Linked DNA regions of Homo sapiens: region 2 is linked to region 1. Evidence: read pairs that join two places in POLR2A ChIA-PET (ENCODE). Cell type or tissue: GM12878. All regions are shown on one strand. Links, peaks and the distances in the headings refer to the core of each region. The heading gives the core; the rest is flanking DNA.

The links. Peaks named below come from ENCODE experiments on the same cell type or tissue, not always from the same donor. Only the 100,000 strongest peaks of a DNase experiment are listed, where the experiment ranks them.
Region 2: POLR2A ChIA-PET joins it to region 1 with 6 read pairs; 27 of 35 experiments call an interaction of 5 or more read pairs at or near these places.

The regions. Positions count from the first base shown.
Region 1 is chr5:91,266,501-91,271,886 of GRCh38, reverse strand. It overlaps the pseudogene RNU4-90P. Among named protein-coding and RNA genes, the nearest start is that of LUCAT1, 45 kb to the left of the region's middle. In GM12878, for the core only: no CTCF peak of the experiment used is centred there; a DNase peak (open chromatin) is centred at 2,478; H3K27me3 peaks cover 184 bases.
Region 2 is chr5:91,368,204-91,373,589 of GRCh38, reverse strand. It overlaps ARRDC3 (arrestin domain containing 3), which reads left to right. Exons shown (of 8, transcript NM_020801.4): 8 at 2,134-4,959. The coding sequence ends at 2,190. Among named protein-coding and RNA genes, the nearest start is that of ARRDC3-AS1, 9.4 kb to the left of the region's middle. In GM12878, for the core only: no CTCF peak of the experiment used is centred there; no DNase peak of the experiment used is centred there.

The DNA.
Region 1 (5,386 bases), core at 71-5,070:
TATTTATTTATTTAAGATGGAGTCTCGTTCTGTCTCCCAGGCTAGAGTGCAGTGGCTCAGTCTTGGCTCAATGCAACCTCCGCCTCCTGGGTTCAAGTGATTCTCCCACCTCAGCCTCCTGAGTAGCTGGGATTTCAGGTGCGTGCCACCACACCCAGGTAATTTTTGTATTTTTAGTAGAGACAGGGTTTTGCCATGTTGGCTGGGCTGGTCTCGAACTCCTGACCACAGGTGATCCACCCGCCTTGGCCTTACCCAAAGTGCTGGAATTACAGGTGTGAGCCACTTCACCTGGCCTATTTACTTATTCTTTTGTAGAGATGGGGTCTTACCATGTTGCCCAGGCTGGTCTTGAACTCCTGGGCTCAAGCGATCCCCTCATCTAGGCCTCCTCAAATGCTGGGATTACAGGCATGAGCTACTGCACCTGGCCCCAATAATCTTTATGTTGTCTCCAAATGGTTTTCATGATAATTGTGATATTAAGATTAATAACAAGTGCTCCAAGGTTCCTCATTAGAGCGAGTTTACCAAGGGTCTAATTGGCATAATAGAAACAGAGTCATTGTTATGCCAGGCTAAATGTGATCTTTTTTCTGCAAGCAAAGAAATAATATTAGCCTAAAGCTTTCATATTGACTAACACTAATTGTGTGTGCTTTGAGTTCTCCTGATAAAATTTAGCATTTATTTATTTATTATTCAGTCTCTGTAGAGATGGTCAAAATTTGCTAATGCTGGAGTCTGGGCTCAGTGGCTCACACCTGTAATCCTAGCACTTCGGGAGGCCAAAGTGGGAGGATCGCTTGAGCCCAGGATTTCGAGACCAGCTTGGGCCGCATGGTAAACCCTATCTCTACAAAAAATATGAAAATTATTCGGGCATGGTGTTAGGTGTTTGTAGTCCCAGCTACTTGGGAGGCTAAAGTGGGAGGATCACCTGAGCCTGGGAGGTTGAGGTTGTGGTGAGCTGTGACTATACCACTGCACTCCAGCCTGGGTGACAGAGTCAGACCATTTCTTAAACAAACAAACAAAAAATTGCCAATACTGACTATATCGCAAGTCATTACAGTGAAGTATTGGGAACAGTTTTCAATTAATAATAATTGCACATTGGATAAACTGCATTGGCTACCATACTGCCACTGCTCAAAGCTTCCTGATAAAATTTAATTTGACCAAGGTATATCAGCTTCTCAGAATCCTTACTGCTTACTCTTGTAAGTCTCCCTCTCTTGACATGCTTGCATCAATGGCTGCATGGTGGATACGGTTTCATTTCACTGGAGTGTAGGGGGCATATAAGGAAAGTAAATCCAAAATGGTAACTGATTTTGAGATTACAGTGAATCATGAATGCCATGATAAGGACTCCACACTTACACAGAATGCGTTAATGGATTTTGACCAAAGTAAGGGAAATGACATTTTTTAGTGCATATTATGTGCCTGCAACTACATTCAACCAAATTCATTGGTTTCCTGCATACGATAGGTGAGGATTGAGCTCTCTTATACCACCTATGACTTTAAGTAAAATACTTAAGACTCAACCAATTAAAAAAAAAATCAATGACAATGTGAATACCTACTTCGTTGGAAGAGGGTATGCACACCTGTCTTTCTCTTTACCTGTCTTTTCTCTTTGTACCTGTTAAATTCTGTCATCTGTGTGTCCCTTGACCTTATTGAGGTTGATGACATTTATATAATTAACTGTTTTGAGATTTGTCTATAGGTTGACAATGAAAGTAAAAAAAGTCTTACCATTTGCATTATTAAGACTGGGCTGAGAGCAGTGGCTTATGCCTGTAATCCCAGCATTTTGGGAGGCCGAGGTGGGCGGATCACTTGAGGCCGGGGGTTCAAGACCAGCCTGGCCAACATGATGAAATCCCATCTCTGCTAAAAAATGCAAAAATTAGCTGGGCATGGTGACGCACACTTGTAATCCCAGCTACTTGAGAAACTGAGGTGGGAGGATTGTTTGAACCTGGGAGGCAGAGGTTGCAGTGAGCCCAGATTGCGCTACTGCACTCCAGCCTGGGTGACAGAGCAAGACTCTGTCTAAAAAGGGAAAAAAAAAAAAAAAAAAAAAAAAAAAGACTGTATGGGCTGGGCTTGGTGGCTCACGCCTATAATCCTAGCACTTTGGGAGGCCGAGATGGGTGGACTGCTTGAGCTCAGGAGTTCGAGACCAGCCCGGGCAACCTGGCAAAACCCCAGCTCTACAAAAAATTAGCACACCTGTAGAACTGGCTACTTTAGGGACTGAGGTGGGAGGATTGTTTGAGCCCAGGAGGTGGATGCTGCAGTGAGCTGAGATCACACCAGTGCACTCCAGCGTGGGAGACAAAGTGGATCCTGTCTCAAAAAAAAAAAAGAAAGAAAGAAAAGAAAAAGACTGTATGAATACTCTTCATGGCAGAGAAAATAATGTAGTATTGTGTGGAGAAACCACAAACTGTTTCTCCTCTGCCACAACAATCAACACTTCTGACTGAGTGTGGGGGAGGGGTTTCCCCACACAACAAGCAAGCAATCATTTCTGCAGTGGATACCAGCTGCATGTCCTCTAATTCAATTCTGACACTATCTACCTGGAGATAGTGTCAGATCCCATAGGCTGAGGCCTACGTCCCCAAAACTGCCCCTCTTCCCCACTTCCGATGCCAGTCACAAGCCCCAGCTTGTTCTACCTGTGTTTCTGATCAGCCAGCTATAAACTGGGGATCCCACAACCTCCTCCTGGGTTTAGCTACTTGCTAGAGCAGCTTAGAGAACTTGGGGAAACATTTATGTTGTTTACTGGTTTATTATGAGGGATATTACAAAGGATACAGATGAAGAGATGCATAGGGTAAGGCCTGGGGGAATGGGAGCAGAGCTTCCATGCCCACCCTGAGGTCACCACCCTGTAGAACATCCACGTGTTCAGCTATCCAGAAGCTCTGTGAATCCTGCTCTCTTGGGTCTTTGGTGGAGACTACATTGGACTGGCATGATTGCTAGCTATGTAGAAATGTGATTGGACACAAAAGCATGATCTCATGGTAATGAGCTGAGTGGGAAAACTCAGCGAGGCCTGTCTGTTTAGATTTTTCTTGGCCTTTCTGTGCAGCATTTTTTCCTCCAGGGTATATGGGGCATGACTTCTTCTGAAAAGCAGGGGAAGATTAGGGTCCTTCCTTGGTGACAAAAAGGAACAGGTGAAAGAAGGGCAGGAGAAGGCCAGGAGCAGTAGCTCACGCCTGGAATCCCAGCACTTTGGGAGGCCAAGCGAGTGGAGTTTAGCCCAGGAGTTTGAGACCAGCCTGGCCAACATGGTGAAACCCTGTCTCTATTAAAAATACAAAACAATTAGCCAGACATGGTGGTGCATGCCTGTAGTCCCATCTACTCGGGAGGCTGAGGCAGGAGAATCGCTTGAACCTGGGAGGCAGAGGTTGCGGTGAGCAGAGATCGCGCCACTGCACTCCAGCCTGGATGATACAGCGAGACTCTTTCTCAAAAAAAAAAAAAAAAAAAAAAAAGAAGGGCAGGAGAAGATGAAAGAAAAAGGTTCTGTTTTCTGAGGCTTGCTTCTGAGGCCTTAAGTGCCCCAACATTATAACAAAATATTAAAACAAAAGCTATGGGAATTATGAGCCAGGAACTGTGGATTAAAATCAATATATGTATATATTATATCACAAGTATAATTGCATGTCCTTTTCTGAAATCTATTATTTTTCCTAGAGTTTCTAATTAAAAAAATTTTTTATTATTGCCCATAATTTCTTCCAAAATTCTCAAACGTACTACTTGGTCTATGGAAACTTTTCTTTCTAGGAGACCTCCAGCCTCTGGTGTACCTCTGGCCTCTTTGAACTGATTGCTTTCTAGCCCTGTTGAACAGCTATTACTTTGAGACTTCTGTACATTGCAATATTAGGTTGGAGCCACTGTCTTGTAGATCCCATATCTTCATTCCTTGACTTATTCCCTCTACTCTCAAGTATCTTTAAAGAGAAAATGCCTGAAAGATAAACTTACTAATTCTTGCGTATCTAAATTTTTTTTGTTTTTACATTTAATTGACTTTATTTATTTCTTTATATTTATTTATTATTTATTTATTTTGAGACAGAGTTTTGCTCTTGTTGCCCAGACTGGAGTGCAATGGCGCAATGTTGGCTCACCACAACCTCCGCCTCCTGGGTTCAAGCGATTCTCCTGCCTCTGCCTCCCGAGTAGCTGGGATTACAGGCATGTGCCACCACGCCTGGTTAATTTTGTATTTTTAGTAGAGACGGAGTTTCTCCATGTCTGTCAGGCTGGTCTCGAACTCCTGACCTTAGGTAATCCACCAGCCTCAGCCTCCCAAAGTGCTGGGATTAACAGGCATGATCCACCACACCTGGCCCATTTCATTGATATTTAAGCTGTCTAGAACTCTTGATTGAAATCATTTTCCTTCAAAAACCAACAGCATTGCTTCATTGTCTTAACAGTATTGCAGATGAGAAGTCAGGTGAAAGCCTGAATTTTTATTATTTTTTCCACTCTAACCTTTGAATTTCTTCTCTTTATTCTTCTTCTTTTTTTTTTTTTTCAAAGAGGGGGTCTTGCTGTGCTGCCTAATCTGGTCTTGAACTCCTGGGCTCAAATGATCCTCCTATCCTGGCCTCCCAAAATGTTGAGATTACAGGCATGAGCCACTGCACCCATACTTCTTTATTCTATTTTTGTTTTAAGTGAAAGCAAGTTTATTAGGAAAGTAAAGGAATAAAAGAATGGCTACTCTACAGGCAGAGCAGCCTATTCTTTATTTTTAGTTTAGCTATTCCTAGCTTTCTGTAATTTTAGGGTATTGTTTTTACTTATGGGTATTCCATTTATTCTGCTCATCATTTAGCAGAAACTTTCAGTTGGAAAATTCATGGCTCTTCAATAGAATTTCTCTGATAAACTTATTAGAGCTTTATCAGAGAAAAAGATGAAGAAATAGGTGTGTAAATACATTTTCAGGTTGTAAAGCTAGGATTTATAGGCACAAGCTAAACAATCTATCCACTTTTAACAATTTATGAAGATAATTAAAAGACACATATAGAGCATTCCAAAACTAAATGTAGCAATCTACTGGTGAAAAATTCCTAGTTTTCTTTCAATCCAATGTCCTAATTCCTTAAATGTAAAAGAGCAAATTTCAAATATACAATACATCTCATTCTTACTCACTACATCTAAACACAGGTGAAAACAAAACAAAACAAAACAAAACAAAGCAAACTCCCCGCAACAATGGTATCTACAACTCTTCATAAGGCTTATATCCTTACTAAAATATTGTGGTTCATGCAGTTCACTTTCTATTAATAGAACAGCCTGATGACTCATT
Region 2 (5,386 bases), core at 1-5,000, 100 kb before region 1:
ATCATGTTAACAGAACAAATAATTTAAAACAACAGATTAAAAGTTAATATTAGGTTCATCAATATTTACTAAGTTTGATGCAGAGGTAGGACTGTTCACTTATTAGGGAATTAAGATAATGATCTAACCTCATGTTGAATTACTAATTTTTTTTTCTCTTAAACTTTTATCTTGAGACACATTTTTTGAAGGAAGAATTTTGTATATCCAAGCATCAATAGGAAGAACTAGCATTTTGCAAACACTGATTAAATAGTAGAATTTATCTTATTCATGATGCTTTTCCAATTGCATATTTTGACATTCTCAGTCATAAGAAATAATGTATTTGTGATAACATCTTAAAACAACATTCCCACATGGTTAGACTATTTTCGTTCATCTCATATTGATGGCAGCTAAGCACTTAAATGTAAATAAAACATGGCCCTTAGGAGAAACCCACAGATTACTGAGGAAAACAAGCTAAGAAGCAAAATATTATGTAATAATGTGATAAAATGCACAGCTCATTTGAGAAGCAGCTTATTAGGTCTTGGGCATCAGGTGGGGCTTCTTGAAAAGGTGACTATTAAGCTGAATTTTGAAGAATGAGTAGTCCTCAAAAGGCAGGAAGAACAGTGTATGTAAAGACAAGGAGTGAGTAGGTGGGGTGTCCAGTAATTTCAGGATATTTCAGAGTGACTTTAGCCACTAGTACACATTTTTAAGGGGTTTTGGAGTTGGTTTTGATACCAAAATAATTCTGTAAATTACTAGAATCAGCTTTTTCTTTTGGTTACTGTAATTTACATAGCTGTTTTACTCTGAAATATTACTCCCAAATTAAACATTAGGGGATTGTTCATCATATTTCTCTTTTTTTTTATTAACACCATAACTGGAAGGGTCAGTTTTCCTTTGGTTGTGATGATATGAGATCTTCTTCATTCATTGATTATAGAATATTCAGAATTATTGATGAGACATAATTTTTTCTATTTATTTTCTAATACATACAATTTCTATTAGATGCTAAAAGTGTTCTGCCACTTGTTACAGATTTTGTCATTACATTTTTACTTGGACATTTCTGTCTTGCTTATTAAGTCAGTCATTTCTGGCTTGATTTGAGGCTTCCTGGCTGTCCAAGGAGGCATTTTAAAAAGAATGACAATCTAAGTATAGTTCACTTTTAAGCAATTTGTGGGAAAATTCTGCCTCCTTTTAAAAAGCACTAAAGATAATTTACAACTTTTAAAACCCTAAAATATGTTCAGGGTGTGATTTAACTAAAAGTTATTTGGCTTTTTTCCTTCAAAAATGTGTTTTACCTAAAGCTTCTGAGGCAATTTGGGTTGTTCCACATTTAGATGCAAGTGGATGGGGTCTCGTCCAAAAGCTCTTTCAGTAAAAAATATATTAAACCCAACAATTTGCTTTTCTATGACCATTCTCTTTGTACTTGAGAAGCAACTTTTCATTAAAAATATGTGCATATAAAAGTCACTCTGAAGATAAAGAAGGTGGGAGGAAACCTCTTGAGTGTTTTGGGTTCAGCAGTTTTATTTCCTGATACACTGCGTTTTTGGCCCTCTGTGGGATTTTACACCCATGAGTTATTACCTCACATAAGCACATTGTTCATGTGAGTAAACAAATTGTTTGCACATTGTATAAACAAAGAGCATTGTTTATACGATTTCATTTTTCCAAAGTCAGAGGAAGCGATGAGTTAACTTTTTTGTAGAAGGATGAAAGGGGTGCTTTACAAAAGAAGATGATTGCTATGAAGATATTCTACGTTGTGTATTTAGGTCTTAATTAAGTACTACTAAAGTACTGAGTAAAAGTCTTCATTCACTGATAAAATTTTACTGTTAATTTTTGTGAAATAGGGGACTATTCAGACATGCCTTTATAAAGCTTGTTAATCTAGTAATTAAATATCAGGTACTGTAGGTACCAACACCCTTTCCTCCCCACATAGCATTTCACGTATGAAAAGAGAATAATTGGATATAATATGCTAACAAGCTGTGTTTGCTCTCTGATTACATTTCTTGACTAGTATTCAGAATTGTAGTCATTTGCTACATTCTTCCTAGACCTCATGAAATAACTCTGTAAACTTTTTTTCTCATTTCTTTCTAGATTGATCCAAATCCTGATCAGTCAGCAGATGATAGACCATCCTGCCCCTCTCGTTGAAGGAACACTTGGTTGAATCAAGTTGATGTGGGTTCCGAACTGTATCTCTTCCGGCTGAGGACAGAGAAGTATCTTGGAGACACGTTTCAGAGGAAGTGGAATTACTTTTGCCCAGAAAAATGGCGAATACATGAAACAACCAGTGATCATGCTTTAGAAGCCTACAGCAACATTCTGAGACTGCTCCAACATGCTTGAAGATCTAAGCTTTTCTCTTTTAAAACTGGCACATACTCAGAGCAGTCTTCTTAGCCTATGGTCGTACGTGTCAAGACATCACGTTGTAAAGAGGGATGATTTCCTTCTTTTGATTTGAAAATTTGCACATGCTCAATGCTTACATTGTGCGGTTCGACGTCACTACAGCTTCTTTTTTTTTTTTTTTTTTTTTCTATTTTTGCCAGACTCTTGATACTCTTAAAACTTGTTTGTGGTCAGCACAACAAGGAACAAAACAAAGCTTTGAAAAAACTTTAACATGAAAAAACGCACTGACATTTTTTTTTATTTAATATAGCCTGGACTTTACCTGCGTATGCACATGCTCAGAATTGTCTACTAGGCTGACTATGTATCACCTCTTCAGCTTGGATCCAATTGTGGATTTATTTACAAACATCAAATGCCTTCAAGCCAATCCTTTTTGCTGTATGTTTTGCAGCCTACTGTAGTAGATACGCAACAGATAATGTGGGAAAAAAAGAGATAAGAGGAGGAAGCTAATAAGAGACTGTCAAGATTGTATACCTTCTTGGTTTCTTTTAAGAATTTGTTGCCTTTCTACTATTACAGCAAAGCAGCATTTTGTTACTGACTGCCTAAAATCACTTAATCTCAGGTGAACGCATCACTTGCCAAACTGTTGGAATGCTATTTGTGTTTTGTTGCACTGTTTTTTTCGTTTGTTTGTTTGTTTATTTGGTTGGCTTTTTGGAGAGGGAAATTTGGAAACGGGACATACACAAAAGTTACACACCCACATTCCCTTTTTATCATGACATACAAGAAGAAACTAGCAGAGCTAAGAATGGAGTGAAGAAAGGCAGTATGGCAGGCACCAGCAAAGAGTTGAGGGCTGTTGCTCTTAAAAATTATTTTTTTTATTATTATTTTGAAAGTATGGAAGTTTTCCATTCACTGGGGAAAGGAGGGAAAAGTGCATTTATTTTTATACAGAGTTACTTAATTACCTCCAAAACACATATGTTGGAAATCGCTTTTGCTGGTGCAAAGTATATTAATGAGCAGGAATACATACATTGAGGTTATGAATAGAGAGCTCAATTTGTACCTTTGCTGTCTTGCTCAAGCTTGGTATGGCATGAAAACTCGACTTTATTCCAAAAGTAACTTCAAAATTTAAAATACTAGAACGTTTGCTGCGATAAATCTTTTGGATTTTTGTGTTTTTCTAATGAGAATACTGTTTTTCATTACCTAAAGAACAATTTGCTAAACATGAGAAATCACTCACTTTGATTATGTATAGATTACATAGGAAGAACAATCACATCAGTAAGTTATAGTTTATATTAAAGGTAATTTTCTGTTGGCTCATAACAAATATACCAGCATTCATGATAGCATTTCAGCATTTTCCAAGGTACCAAGTGTACTTATTTTGTTGTTGTTGTTGTTGTTGTATTTTAGAAGGAATTCAGCTCTGATGTTTTTAAAGAAAACCAGCATCTCTGATGTTGCAACATACGTGTAAAATGGGTGTTACATCTATCCTGCCATTTAACCCCACAGTTAATAAAGTGGCTGAAAATAATAGTAGCTCTGGCTTGGTGCTTGACCTGGTTAAATACTGTCTTAAAGCTCATACAAAACAAATAGGCTTTTCCATAAGTGGCCTTTAAGAAAACATGGAAGACAATTCATGTTTGACAAATGCTGACAGGGTGAAGAAAGCCCAGTGTAAAAATGAATCGCGTTTTAAGTGATTCGGTTAAAGAGTTTGGGCTCCCGTAGCAAACTAATACTAGATAATAAGGAAATGGGGGTGAAATATTTTTTTATTGTTGAATCATTTTGTGAATGTCCCCCTCAAAAAAAGCTAATGGAATATTTGGCATAAAGGGCATTTGGTGGTTTTATTTTTGTTTGAGGGGGATTGTCAGAAAATCCCTTTTCTCTCTTACGTCTAACTGACTAGGGAACAATTGTTGATATGCATAGCATTGGAATACTTGTCATTATATACTCTTACAAATAACACATGAAGCAAGAATGACCAATATTCTGATAATTGGCACTGGATCACAAAATGTGATAAAACTTTAAATGTATAAAACTTTATCAAATAAAGTTTTATTTTCCCCTTTAAAATGTATTTCTTTAGAGGCATTACTTTTTTAAAAATATTGGTCAATTCCTGACATAAGATGTGAGGTTCACAGTTGTATTCCAGTATTCAAGATAGATTCCTGATTTTTCAATTAGGAAAAGTAAAATCCAAAATGTTAGCAAAACAAAGTGCAATATTAAATGTTTGCTTTATAGATTATATTCTATGGCTGTTTGTAATTTCTCTTTTTTTCCTTTTTTATTTGGTGCTGAATATGTCCTTGTAGGCTCTGTTTTAAGAAAACAATATGTGGGAAATGATTTAATTTTTCCTATTGCTCTTCCTTGTGGAAAATAAAGTGTTTTGTTTTTTTCTGTTTTGTATAATTGTTTGGAGATTTATTTGAATCTTGATCATATTAGTAACTCACCATACATGCAAACACATTAAATTAAACTATTAAACTCTATTTTAAGCCATTCTGGGTAAGAATTGTATCTAGGTCTGTACTAAAGAAAATTACTGACCAACTCCTAGGCTAAAGTAGTCCTCCTGTCTCAACCTCCGAAGTAGCTAGGACTACAGGTGCACACCACCACACCCACCTAATTTTCTAATTTTTTTGTAGTCGTGGTCTCACTATGTTACCCAAGCTGATCTCAAACTCGGGCCTCAAGCGATCCTCCCAACTTGGCTTCACAAAGCACTGGGATTACAGGCGTGAGACACCATGTCCAGACTCTAAATTTCAATCTTAAATATGAAGCAAACTTAACCAGGTAAAATAATTCACTTTCAGGCACCAATTCCTTCTCACTGTGTTGTGTTCAAATTACCAGTATTTCAAGAGTACATAAACATAACATAGTTTTTTTTTTTTTTAAGAGAGTGTCTCACTTTGTCACC